Linked DNA regions of Homo sapiens: region 2 is linked to region 1. The links are chromatin contacts, found by Hi-C or POLR2A ChIA-PET in ENCODE. All regions are on one chromosome and are shown on one strand. Each heading gives the region's core, a stretch centred on a gene start or an enhancer-like site at or near the end of the contact. The rest is flanking DNA. Distances are from core to core; before and after follow the strand shown. Region 1 overlaps LOC124909445 (a long non-coding RNA gene). Region 2 has its middle 54 kb from the start of LINC01213.

Region 1 (6,786 bases), core at 1,248-3,747:
AGATGGTTTGTGTAGAATGCCTGCTGCATTTTGCAATTGGGGCTGCTCCTCCTGGTGCTCAGACCTCATGTGTCAGCTCATTACACCATCATTCCCAATCTTAGGGCTGGAGCAGTTAAGTTAGTGTGTCTAGCAGAGACAAGGGGAGGGAGACTGGTGTATACGCTGTAATTCAGTGGGATGGATGTGTCAGTGCTCTTTGTGAAAAAACAGAATTTCATAAAAATCTGGCGTTTTCTGGAAGTCTGGGTACTTAATTAGAGGGCTATATGGCTTGATTTGGTGTTTGGAATCCACTTTAGCAAGATGAGTTGCTTTTTTCTAATTAAATAAATCCACAATCTAATCCTCTAAAAATATGTTCGTAGGGCTGGGCGCAGTGGCTCACGCCTGTAATCCCAGCACTTTGGGAGGCGGAGGAGGGCAGATCAACTGACGTCAGGAGTTTGAGACCTGCTTGGCCAATGTGGTGAAACCCCGTCTCTACTAAAAATACAAAAATTAGCCCGGCGTGGTGGCAGGTGCCTGTAATCCCAGCTACTCGGGAGGCTGAGGCAGGAGAATCGCTTGAACCCAGGAGGCGGAGGTTGCAGTGAGCTGAGATCATGCCATTGCACTCTAGCCTGGGCAACAAGAACAAAACTCTGTCTCAAAAAAAAAAATGTTCATAGACAGTGGAAGGACTGCTCCAGCCTGCAAATCCCAGGGTAGGTGCTACTTTCCTGTCCCTGCTGTTCTACCTTATAGCTGGCACACGATGAAGTTGGAGATAGGACTTGATGAGCCTAATTGTTCTCCTCAGCCTCCTTTTGTTTTGTCACAATGAGCTGCACGTGCAGAATTGTTTTTATATGTAATTGCTCCCATGAGGGGGTAATTGCACCCAAAAGTGGCTGGCTGCACCAATGGCAGGAGCAATTAGTAATAAAAATGCAAATAATTGCAGTCATCCAAATTGCAGTCTTAAAATAGGGACACCCAGTAGAAGCTTGGTGAAGGATTTGGCCTGCTCTTTGTCCCATTGAAAGTGTATTTGTAATTCGAAATCAATATTATAATCTCTGGGCCTTCCTTGAGTTTCCATGCTTTTATGAGCCTCTTTAAAACGGTATATATTATGGGACCAGTAAAAAATCAGACTAATTCCAAATGTCAGCTCATTTAAAAACTAGAAAATGGAGTGACTTAGAGTCAAAATTATATTTTGGAAAAAAAAAACCCCACCGACAATTGAATAAATGAATTTTTATCATAACTGTGAATTTGATCTCCACACATCAAACCTGGGGGAAACAGGTCACAGAAGTAGTAATAAAGTGATTTTTTATTACTCAGCATCTAGGCACAATTTCAGCAACTCTAGCTACACATCTTTCCTGCTACCCTTGCCCCTCAACCAAGTTATTCCCAAAGAATGCAGGGAGATGGCAGCCTTGGTGAAGCCTGAGCATAACCTGTCTCCACAGCTTTGTACATGCCTCCTGTGATCTCCCACCTTCCCCACTCAGATAGCACTGGGTTGTGCTGGGTGGCTTTGGTGCTCTGCTGCTCTGGATGGCAATGTTGAGCTGACAGGTTGCCCCCTATAAAATGGGGATAAAATACTATTTTCTATTTGTGTTGTGCTCTGTAACATGGGCCATAGGGGATGGCATCTTTCTGCTTTTACAGCCTCACAGAGGTGTTAGTGAAACACCTCTTCTTTGTTTTTGTATCTCAACCTCTCTCCCCCACTCTAGGTAGAGAACTGCGGGAAGAAGGTACAGGGGAAAGCTAAGGGTGGGGGCAGCAAGAAGGGGGATCCACAGGCAGTGTGAGCCCTGCACTCCTCATCATACCAAAATCACCCCTTCACTCACATTTGTGCACACACAGGAATCCTTTCTTCTTTTAGGAGTTTTCTCCCATAAATTTCTTGGACACTCATGCAAATGAACATCCCAATGGGCTCCTTTTATTGGTCCACAGTGTTCCAGAGGTACCTGGACACGCCTGAATTTTACTGGTAAGACAGCCCCAGCTATCCTTGAGACCCCAGCTATAACGGTACTTGGTTGACAAAGAAACATTGCCCTAAGGAACACAGGAAGGGAAAGCAACATTTTAGGGCAAAGTATTTTACAGCACAGAAATAGCAAGCTCCTATTGATTACTGGTCCATAGGGACCAATGTCACCAACAGAATGAAGAAAATAAACTCTGGTGATGTGTGTATTATTTAGCATTCTTATATTGGCAAAGTCTTTTCCTCAGGGAAGAAGTTTGTTACATGGATCAATGCCAACTCAACCAGAAGAATGTGGAAGAAATGTAGGAATACATAAGGCACTTTTCTCCTCTAGAAATGCCACGACTTTCTTTTGCTTGCAGGGTAGTGGTAGACCTTGCAATGCTTTGTGGCCGTCCCCAGGGGATAGGGGTAAGCTCATTTGTTGACAAGAAACAATTTAGAGAAAACACTGGGCCACCTGTGGGCAGAATCTATTTAAAAACCAAAGGCTGGCCCAGCAGTGGAGATCTCATGGCTGCTGCTCTACGCGTGAGCTGTTAGTTGATTTAATAATAGCCTCCTCCACCTAGCGCTGGGACGAAATGTCACCTTCCATTTATTCCCACTGTTTGTAGCATCTGGGATGCCACTCCATCATCCAGCCAATATAATTCTTCCTTCCTTTATTGCTGTAGACAGCTCTCATTCAAAAGAGTTATGTAGCAGATAAAAGAAAAGGCAGTAAGTGGTCAAAAATGACTAAGAGAGAGGGGTTATAATGTATTTTTGCTGAGACTGAGGAAGTATAAAGAAAAATAGAATTGTGCAAGAATAAGAGGGCTATTCAGATATGGTGATATCAGATGAAATATGGTTGGGTCAACTATTCGGTTTGGGTAACCAGAGAAGGGAAGATCATTTTGAGCCCCTAGTAAATCTCCTTAAGAAGAAGCGACTGTCCATGTGTCCCAGGCCTAAAAGAAACTATGACTGTTTATGGAAGGAATTCTCTGTGTACAGGCTGCAGGCAGATTCTGTTCTTCTGCCTCGATGAACCGGTGTGTGGTCAGTGAACTCTGTGTGACAACAGCTTGCATATGGAAAACTGCCCATCTGCTGGACTTTCACGTGTTGCAGGGAAGCTGCAGCCTCCCTGTTTGCCTATGCTAAAATTAATTTAAGCTAGGGATAAATGCTTTAATTGCTCACTAAAGCTTCAAGTTCAAATATCATTGGGAGACACAGTGCATTAGTGAAAAAAATCACATTAAAATGTAAATGATTGACATGTAAGCCTAAATCAGAAAGAGGCTGTGAGAGGGGAGTGACAAAGCAGAAATATAATCTGTTGAGAGCTCTGGGTAGATTCATGCAGAGATGTTGGAGTATGAGAGCATAGTTTCTAAATGGCATGAAGAAGGTGGAGCTCTGGGTCAGCAGAAGGAGGGAGAGCGGTGTTTCATAGTGTCATGGATGTCCACTGATTTCACCTGATTGGTATTCTTTCCCCTTCGTCAGGTAACAGCATGCTCTTTTTTCTTTTTGGGCACTATGCTTCTCACGCTGCGTGTGGTCCTGGAAAAACTAAGTTCCCCCATGACCTTCTTCCATGACCTTCACAGAGGGGATCTCTGTGGTCCAGTCTGACCAACCGGCAGTCTCCATCATCTGGAACACTGGCCTTCCCTATGGCATGCTCTATGGACACTGGGAGAGAGGAGATGTCTATTTCACTCTGGGATTTCTAGTTGTAGGGATTGGGTAAGCCTGGAGTTGTTGGAAGCAATTTTCCCAGTAGTATGAGAGAAACTGCCTGTAGAACCAAGCCATCACACAGAGAAAAGCAGAGCCAAGGGGTGGGGAGACAAACACACTCAAGAGTTCTGATGGCGTCACTAAAGGCCCCAGATCGAGTCATGCCTGAAGGGAGAACACCCTAGTTACACGAGCCTCAATAGAGCCCCTTTCGGCTTGAGAAAGTTTCAGTTGGGTTTTTGTCATGTGAAACCCAATGCAAGGGAATTAGAGAATAAAAAAAGTCAAAGGATTTTAAATAAGAGTAGATACAAACACTGTGTTTACACTACATTTTTCAAAGGCCCGACACAGAAAAATGCAAACTGTTTGTGTTTCTTTGAATGTGATTTTGCTCTGAGATGGAAACGTGGGTTTTGGCTTTACCTGAGCAAGCTATTTATTCATTTCGTTTCCTCCTTCATAATATAAGAATAGTAGCAGTGCCTGCCTCCAGTAGGTTAATACATGCAGAGCTCTTAGAACAGTGCCCAGCACATAGTAAATGCTCTATACATATTCTCCACTCTAGTAGTCTCCTTGCATTTCCTTTCTTTCCTCTGTTAATTTTCCCCCATCCGAAGTCAGCATCAAAAAAAGGCAGAGCCAGGTGTATATGCTGTTGTCCCAGCTACTTGAGAGGCTGAGGGGGGAGGATTGCTTGAGTCCACGAGTGAACCCAGGAGCTCAAGGTCAGTGTGGGCAACATAGTGGGACCCTGTGTCAAGAAAAAGAAGAAAGAGAAGAAAGAAAGAGAGAGAGAGAGAGAGAGAGAAAGGAAGGAAGGAAGGAAGGAAGGAAGGAAGGAAGGGAAGGAAGGAAGGAAGGAAGGGAAAGAAAGAAAGAAAGAAAGAAAGAAAGAAAGAAAGAAAGAAAGAAAGAAAGAAAGAAAGAGAAAGAAAGAAAGGAGGGAGGGAGGGAGGGGAGAGAGAGAGAAAGAAAGAAGAAAGAAAAGAAAGAAAGAAAAGAAGAAAGAAAGGAAGGAGGCAGGGAGGGAGGAAGGGAGGGAGGGGAGAGAGAGAGAGAGAGAAAGAAAGAAAGAAAGAAAGAAAGAAAGAAAGAAAGAAAGAAAGAAAGAAAGAAAGAAAGAGAAAGAAAAGAAAAGAAAAGAAAGAAGAAAATAAGAAAGAAGAAAATAAAAAAGAAAAGAAAAGAGGAAAACTAGTCTGGTAAATACCAGGCAGAACTTGCTTTGAAGGTTGGGGGCTGGGAAATAACTGAGGTGGTGAAGGCAGAGCCTCTTCAGTGAATGGGGATAAAATAGAATCTGTCAAGAACACACATTTGTTAACAAATTTGAGTTCGTCAAATATAGACTGAACACAAATTAATCAGTTTGTTCACATTAGCCTTTAATATCTTCTTAACTAGTGAAAATTTAATGCTGGTACATATTTTCTGGTATACGATTTTAAAGACAATTTGTAAAGCTGTAGGGAATTCATTCAACCAAATCACCTGTGGAACAGTGAGCAGAATGATCTTAAAATAATATAGAATATTAGATAATACAAAAAATTATAGGGGTGTAGCTTGGTTATTGATATGGTTTGGCTGTGTCCCCACCCAAATCTCATCTTGAATTGTAGCTTCCACAATTCCCATGTGTTGTGGGAGGGACCCAGTAGTGGGAGACAATTGAATCATGGGGCTGGTTTTCCCCATACTGTTCTCATGGTAGTGAATAAGTCTCATGAGATCTGATGGTTTTATAAGGGGAAACTCTTTTTGCTTGGCTCTCATTCTCTCGTCTGTCTCAATATAAGATGTGCCTTTCATCTTCCATCATGATTATGAGGCCTCCCCAGCTGAGGCAGGAGAACAAGGTATGGAGGCAGGGAACCTAAGGCCATTTCACACTGACTTCCGAGAACTAAATTGAAAGGAAAACCCTAACTTCCCAAGCCTAAGTAACAAAAGGACCAGAGACTACTCCCTTTACAAACCCCCACATTTTCTGCAAGGCAAATTGGAAATTGAATGTCTACAACCAGTCAGACGATTGCAGGCAGAGTCTTCGTTTGTGTAAAAGTGCAACTTTGTAACTTCACCTTAACCTCTGATTGGTTGTTTTTTGCAGCCTATCAGATGTTTGCACAGGAGTGTAACCTTTGTAACTTCGCTGCAGCCTCTGATTGCAGGCCGCCACTTCATTTACATGAGGTGACCACCAAGTGGCCAATGGGAAACCTGCAGAGGGTATTTGGACCTGAGAAGATTCTGTATCCAGGCACTTGAGCCCCTATGCTCCGGCCACTCCCACACTGGGGAGTGTACTTTCATTTTCAGTAAATCCCTTCATTCCTTCCTTGTTTTGCTGGTGCGTTTTGTCCAATTCTTTGTTCAAGATGCCAAGAACCTGGACACCCTCCACCGGTGACACAGCCATGTGGAACTGTAAGCCCATTAAACCTCTTTTTCTTTATAAATTACCCAGTCTTGGGTATGTCTTTATCAGCAGCATGAAAATGAACGATTACAGTTATACGCTAACTCAGAGTTGAAGATACTTGGTTACAGAATATTTGACATTAAAAAAAAAAACAGGGACCTTTTTGTGCATGACTCCTTCCAATGCCCTTGGGGGATATAAATTGATGTGTTCTCATGTTTATATATTTTTATAAGATTTGCAAAAGTAAATGTTTTTGTATTCTTTTTTTTTAAAAGAGACTGTAATATTGTAAGAACTCCAGGCCCCATAAAACCTGGAATCACTTTCTGTCAAAGGACTTAACACTATTATGATAGATTTCCTAGTGTATTGATAAGAAAAAATCAACCAAAATTTGGAAATAAGGCCAAGAGAGAAACCACGACCTTTTAATATCAGTCAAGGAGTTGTTCAAGAAACCCATCAATGAGTATTTAATTATCTAGGGAAATGTATCTTTGTTTGATTCCTTTTTAATTAATGTTTACAGGTCTCAGACTTTGTGAAATTACATGCTAACTTGCAGACATTTTTGTCTGGTGGAGATGCAAATGATTTCTGTCTGAGA
Region 2 (6,786 bases), core at 2,362-4,861, 150 kb after region 1:
ATTGATCACTGTAGGAGATTTAAGAGGCTGTGGCTAGTACCTTTTTCAAAAATATTTTTATCTCCCTCCCTATCACGGTGCCTATAATTCCATATCATGAATGATTTTTGAAGTCTTTTCCAATTTCAAGTATTTTATTAAAGAAACAATTTTGAAAGGCTCATACCTTAAGCTTTTAGTGGTTAATCTAGAAAAACAGGGGACAGTGGCCAGATGAGAGAGCAGAAGTCAGAAAGGAGATAAGATGGTGTCAGAGGCTAACTTTCTTATATCCGATACCATTCTGTGAAGCCGCCCTCGTAAAAGTGGGGCAGCAGGCCACGGCTGGTTGTATGGCCCATGTGACCATTCAGACCCCTGTCCCTTCCACCTAGCGGTTTCTTCCTCACAGTGGCTGGAAGATGGGGAAAGTGACTAAGGAGACGGTACATCCGCTTCTTTTTTTTTTTTTTTTTTTTTTTTGAGACCGAGTCTCCCTCTGTCGCCCAGGCTGGACGGCAGTGGCGCGATCTCAGCTCACTACAACCTCCGCCCCCTGGGTTTAAGTGATTCTTCCGCCTCCCGGGTTCAAGCGATTCTTCCGCCTCCCGGGTTCAAGCGATTCTTCCGCCTCCTGGGTTCAAGCGATTCTTCCGCCTCCTGGGTTCAAGCGATTCTTCCGCCTCCTGGGTTCAAGCGATTCTTCCGCCTCCTGGGTTCAAGCGATTCTTCCGCCTCCTGGGTTCAAGCGATTCTTCCGCCTCCTGGGTTCAAGCGATTCTTCCGCCTCCTGGGTTCAAGCGATTCTTCCGCCTCCTGGGTTCAAGCGATTCTTCCGCCTCCTGGGTTCAAGCGATTCTTCCGCCTCCTGGGTTCAAGCGATTCTTCCGCCTCAGCCTCCCGAGTAGCTGGGACTACAGGCATGCGCCACCATGCCCGGCTACTTTTTGTATTTTTTGTAGAGACGGGGTTTCGCCATGTTGGCCAGGCTGGTCTCAAACTCCTGGCCTCAGATGATCCGCCCGCCTCGGCCTTCCAAAGTGCTGGGATTACAGGCGCGAGCCACCGTGTCCATCCACATCTGCTTCATAACCCTGTGGGTTTTTACAGAACTCTTCTGCTCACATTCCGTTGGTAAGAATCAGTCACATCGCCCAACTAGCCATAAGTGGGTATATGGATAGGGTAGGCTGGGAAATGTAGCCCCTGGCTGAGCAGGGGGAATCAGGATTCTTTTGAGCCCTGAGGACTCCTGAGACTGCGACAGTGCATTCATGAAGAGGCGTCAGAAACAGAGAGACAGAGTCTTGGCCAAGGACAGAAAGACTAGAGTCAAGAAACAGGTCAATGTATAGATGCGCCCCCCTACAAATAAATGAACTTTTTCAGGGATAGGAAAGGTGTTAAGTGGGGTGCAAGTCTGAGAGAAAGGGAAACATTTGGGCGGCTTATACGGGATGGAGAGAGGCCTCATGCTTAAAACAATAAAAAATGATGCTAGAAAAAGGTAAGAAGTCCGACGACGTGAGACTAATCTCCAGATGAAAATTTGCTTTCAGGGGTGTGACAAACATAGCTATTTGACTGCAAAAACCCATGTTCTTCCTAGCCAGTCAGCGGCTACATTTCCCAACCTCATCAACCTTTACGCATATATGGGCCAATTAATTGGTTCGCCCAATAAAATGTGAGCAGAAGAGCTTTGTAAATGGCCAAGTGGGTAAGAAGCAGATGTATTTCCCAGTCTCTTTCCCTAACTGCCCGCTACTGAGAGGACGAAGAGGAAGAGGAACCACAAGGTGGAAGGGGCCTGGGCCTCTGAACGTTCACATGGAAGGCCATACAATGTGTCTTGGACTCTGATGTGAATAGAAAATAAACCTTATTAAATCTCTGAGATTATAGGTGTATCTGTTTCAGCAGCTAGTTTTACTTAACACATGTGAAAGGCCAGAGGAGGCTTATGGGGAGCAAAGGAAATTCAAGAATCTAAATGATGACTCTTTTCAACTCCTCCCACCTATGAATACAGATCTTAGGCTAATAAATACAGACACCCCACCTACGTCTTAGGCAATCATCAAGGCAAGGTTAAAGAAAGTTTCCCTGTCTCTCGCCACTTCTACACTTAGCCTTAGGCTCCATACTTTTAGTGGTTTATTTATCTACCTCAAGGTCTCCATCTGTCATCTTTTAAATCACTTTTATTCTAGCTAAAAATGTTGGAGGATAGGAAGGACACTGGGTATTTATTCTAACTATTTTGGGGGACAGAAAGGTAAAGTAACAGAATCAGATAAACTGGTGAACATCTTAGTTGTAAAGAAAAGGGGGCGCTATTATAAGAAAACACTGTTCTATCTCTGAACTTTAGGTTTTCTAAGGGAGACTGCTCTGTAGTTTGGCTAGTACATTGATGGGTTTTAGATGGGCAAACCTGGGCTCAGAGAAGGATCTAGGAAGAGTTGAATTGAGTTATTCAGCATAAAAGTATGAAAAGAGTTGAAAAAAGGAAAAGAGATGAAAAGAGAGAGGTGACAGCAAGACTCTGAGATGCCAGAGGGGTCCACGGGATGGGGCATTATGGATGGTCTCAGTGATGGGGATGGAGACGAGACTGTTAAATCCAGGAAACATGAATGTTGAGCGTTAGACTGTCTGGTCACCTCTATGTAGCTCCCGCTGTCTACCCAAATTTTCAGTGGAGGTTTTCACATCAAAGACACCTTCTATGGGAGGTTTTTCAGGGGCACCTAAGGAAGGGCTACAGTTCCACAGACAAGTTGACAAACTGTGGAATGCAGACAGCATATACAGGCAGGAGAAGACCCATAAACAAAATGGATCCAGATGGAGCTTGGAATCACAGGACCATTCACTCCACAAACATTGAGCACCCAATATGTGCCTAGGACTATTCCAGAGCATGAGGACCATGCCTGGAACTAGATAGACAAAGTCCATGGGAACTCACAATCTAATGGAGTGACAGACAATAAATAACTGAACAGATAAATACATGAGAAAAATAAAGCAGAGGATATGGTGATGAATGGAGGCTCTGCTTGAGAATGAATGGTTGCCTTGCAGAGGCAACACTGAAGCCGAGACTATTCTCATTAGGAATTTACTATCAGCTTTGTGGGGGTGGAGGTGTAGGTTGGTCAGGAGCAGAGTGACCCCAGTACATGTGGATTACAGACCAATCATTTACTCATTTCTCCTGCTAATTCTCTTCCTTTTCCCTACGATGATGTAATGTTATTTTTTCAGTAAACAATAAAAAATGTATTGAGTCCTTCTTTGTATGCTAGGGGGAGATAGTTGCTACTCAGAAGGTTATAATCAAGGTTGTCGCTGAAGTGGGAGTTCATGGATTCCGCTTCCCTCCCGTCTCTAAGGAAAAGGCAGTGAACTGTAGGTTCGAAATCATTTGATCTCACGCTTGCCTAGAAGCAGAAGAATGAAGCTGACTAGAACACCCCTTAAGCCTCTTAGCTGTCCTGAGGGAAAGGAGCACTGCACCCTCCCCCAGAGTAAAGACATCGCGAATTAATTCCTGGGTGGTGGACGGCGACGTCCTTGTCCTGCGGGAAGTGCAAGGGCACCCGCTCAGGGTTGTGAGAAACTGCGGGGCCCACGCTGCTGGCGAGAGTCAAGAAGGAACGAAAAGAAGGAGCTCCATCTAGCGTTGTTACGAAACAAGACCAGCGGCATCCTGAACAGTTAGCTCCTTTCTGAAGGGCGAGTACCAAATGAAAAACGCACCTTATCTTCCGCCTAAAAATTTTACCGAAAAAGCCAGAGCCGCTGGGCTGTGGGAATTTAGCGCACAGTACAAGCCTGACATCACCTTTGTCTGGGAATGAACCCAGGAACGGAAAGAAGACTAAATTATCTTAAGGTCTTGCTTATCAGTAACTACACATGAAATGTTTCCTCCTAGGACAGGAGCGCAGGCTTCTTTGTTGTTATAAAATCATGATCTGGGGACTTGACAACGTCCAGAGCAATCTGGGGAGGCCCATAAATGGGATCCTGTATATTATGACTTTGGGGACATTTGTGCAAGTATTTGTAATTGATGGGTCATAGGGTTCACATACCTTCAACTTCAGTAAACAATGACTAACTGCTTTCCAAGGGAAATATAACAGTTTACACTCTCATCAAGACTATGAGGGTTCCCTTTGCTCCTTATCATCTGCAAAAGTTAGTATTGTCAGCCAGTTTCATTTTTGTCATTCTGATGGGTGGGGTCAGGATACTTCATGGTGTTTTAGTTGGCATTTTCTTAGTTACTAGTGAAGTCAAGCACTTCCCATATGTTTCTTGTCTATGTAGATATCCTCTTTTGAGAATTATTTATTCAAGTCTGTTGGCCAATTTCCCAAGGTCTGCCTTTTTCTTAGTTATTTGTACTTATTCTTTATATATTCTGGTTAAGAGGCCTTTATTAGTTACATATGTTGAGATATAGTCCTTCAGTCAAGGCTTGTTTTTCATTTGTTTAATTGGTGTCTCTTTAGGAACAGAGGTTCTTAATTTTTATGAAACTCAATTTATAACTCTTATGATTTTTGTTTTGTATCTTATTTAAAAAATATTTCCCTACCCTGAGGGAAGACATTGTCCTATATTACCTCTCAAATCTTTATTGTTTTGCATTTTGCATTTAGGCCTAGTCTCCTGGAATTGACATTTTATTAGACAGAAGGTAGTGGTCAAGTTTTATTTTTCCTATTTGGGTTTCCAATTGTCCCAGGTTTATTTGTTGGAAAGACACTCCTCTTCCCACTGTTCTACAGTACCACCCTTGTCATCAATCGTGTTCATTTGTGTGTGAGTTTGAGAATGATCTACTCTGTTCCATTGTTCTACCTTGCCTGAATATAAAACTGTCCAAGTAACCTACAGATTCAATGCAATCCCTATCAAGATTCCAGTGTCATTTTTCATAGAAATAGAAAAAAATACTAAACTTCATATGGAACCACAAAAACCTGAATAGCAGAGGCAATTATGAGCAAAAAGAACAAAGCTGGAGGCACTACACTATCTGATTTCAAACCATACTAAAAAGCTACAATAACTAAAACAGCATGGTACTGGCAAAAAACTAGACACATAGACTAATGGAGCAGAATAGAGAGCCCAGAAATTATCTCTCACATCTACGGTCAATTGATTTTTGGCAAAGGTGCCAAGAATTCACAATGGAGAAAGCCTAGTCTCTTCAATAAATGGTGTTTAGAAAACTGAATATCCACATGCAGAAGAATGAAATCGGACCCTTATCTCACACCATATACAAAAAGTCACCTCAAATGGATTAAAGACTTAAAAGTAAGACCAGAAACTGTAAAACTCCTAGAAGAAAACATAGGGGAAAACCTACATGACATTAATCTGGTCAATGAGTTTTTCATTTAACCCCAAAAGCATAGGCAGCAATAGCAAAAATAGACAAATGGGATTGCATCAAACTAAAAAGCTCTGCACAGCAAAGGAAATAACCTACAGATTGAGAGAAAATATTTGCAAGCCATACATCTGATAAAAGGTTAATATCCAAAATATTTAAGAAACTTGGACAACTCCACAGCAAGAAAAAAACAGTTAAAAAATTGGGAAACAACTTATATACATAACTCTCAAAAGAAAACATACAAATAGCTAACAGATACATGAAAAAATGTTCAACATTACTAAATCATTAGAGAAATACAAATTAAAACCTCAGATCTCACACCCGTCAGCATGGCTATTATAAAAAAGACAAAGGGTAAGTTGGCAAGGATGTGGAGAAAAGGGAACATTTGTACACTATTAGTGGGAATGTAAATTAGTACAGCCATTATTGATAACTGTATGGAGGTTTCTCAAAAAACTAAAAATGGAATTACTGTATGACCCAGCAATGTCACCTATAGGTATTTACCCAAAAGATTTGTCAAAGAGATGTCTAGACTCCCATTTATTGTAGCACTATTATGTAGCACAAGTTATGGAGGCAACCTAAGTGTCCATCAACAGGTGAATGAATATAGAAAATGCGGTATATATAAATAATAGACTACTACTCAGCCTTTAAGAAGAAGAAAATTGTGGAATCTAAACAATCAAATTCATAGAAGCAGAGAGTAGAATGGTGGATGGGGGGGTGGGGCAAATGGGGAGATGATGGTCAAAGGAAACAAAACCTCAGTTAGATGAGAGGAGTAAGGTTTTTAAAATATCAATTGCACAGCATGGTGAATAGAATTAATAATAGTATACATAATTAATACTATTATTAATACTATTTATAATAGTATAAAAATAGTACATTTTTAAATTGCTAAAAGTAAATTTCAAAAGTTCTCACCACAAAAAGTTTAAAGTATTTGAGGTGATGGATATGTTAATTAGCTTTATTTTTATTTTTTTCCACATTGTATTTATAAATCAAAACATCACTTGGTGCCCCATAAATACATACAATTAGAAACTATCAATTTATAATAAAATAAAAACATATCAAACTGTCCTAATTACTAGAACCAATACATCTTCATATCCTGGAGAGCAAGTCCTCTCATTTGTTTTTCAAGAGTATCTTGGCCATCCTTAAACCTTTGTATTTTCATATAAAATTTAGAATCACAGGTTTGCATTAAATCTGTAGACTACAGGAGAAAAATTATCATCTTTATAATATTAAGTATACAATATATGAATATCGCATGTCTTTCTATTTATATAAGTCTTTAATTTCTCTCAATAATGCTTCATGATTTTCACATAGGGGTCTTGGACATCTTTTGT

What was found. A loop is a pair of places that touch in the nucleus more often than their neighbours do. ChIA-PET counts read pairs that join two places held with the same protein, here RNA polymerase II (POLR2A). Pooled maps may share reads with other maps.
Region 2: a loop to region 1 is called in a map of gastrocnemius medialis, with 2.6 times the contacts of the local background. The contact joins two enhancer-like sites. A Hi-C loop is called at or near these places in 4 of 168 maps with a recorded cell type or tissue (Caco-2, PC-3, gastrocnemius medialis and 1 more), 1 of 37 single-sample maps with no recorded cell type and 6 of 50 pooled maps. POLR2A ChIA-PET finds 5 or more read pairs at or near these places in 2 of 52 experiments (H1 and T-cell).

The regions. Positions count from the first base shown.
Region 1 is chr3:150,033,079-150,039,864 of GRCh38, forward strand. The region is part of intron 1 of LOC124909445 (a long non-coding RNA gene); the gene reads right to left. LOC105374153 (a long non-coding RNA gene) reads left to right here and starts at 6,085. Exons shown (of 3, transcript XR_924577.3): 1 at 6,085-6,181; 2 at 6,709-6,786. RefSeq lists an enhancer at 5,844-6,138. Within about 2 kb of position 2,498, at least 2 of the 41 ENCODE cell types and tissues checked have a DNase peak (open chromatin) inside an H3K27ac peak, as active enhancers do; they include gastrocnemius medialis and psoas muscle, where a contact is called at or near this core.
Region 2 is chr3:150,180,685-150,187,470 of GRCh38, forward strand. No RefSeq gene overlaps it. Among named protein-coding and RNA genes, the nearest start is that of LINC01213, 54 kb to the right of the region's middle. Within about 2 kb of position 3,612, at least 12 of the 41 ENCODE cell types and tissues checked have a DNase peak (open chromatin) inside an H3K27ac peak, as active enhancers do; they include gastrocnemius medialis and psoas muscle, where a contact is called at or near this core.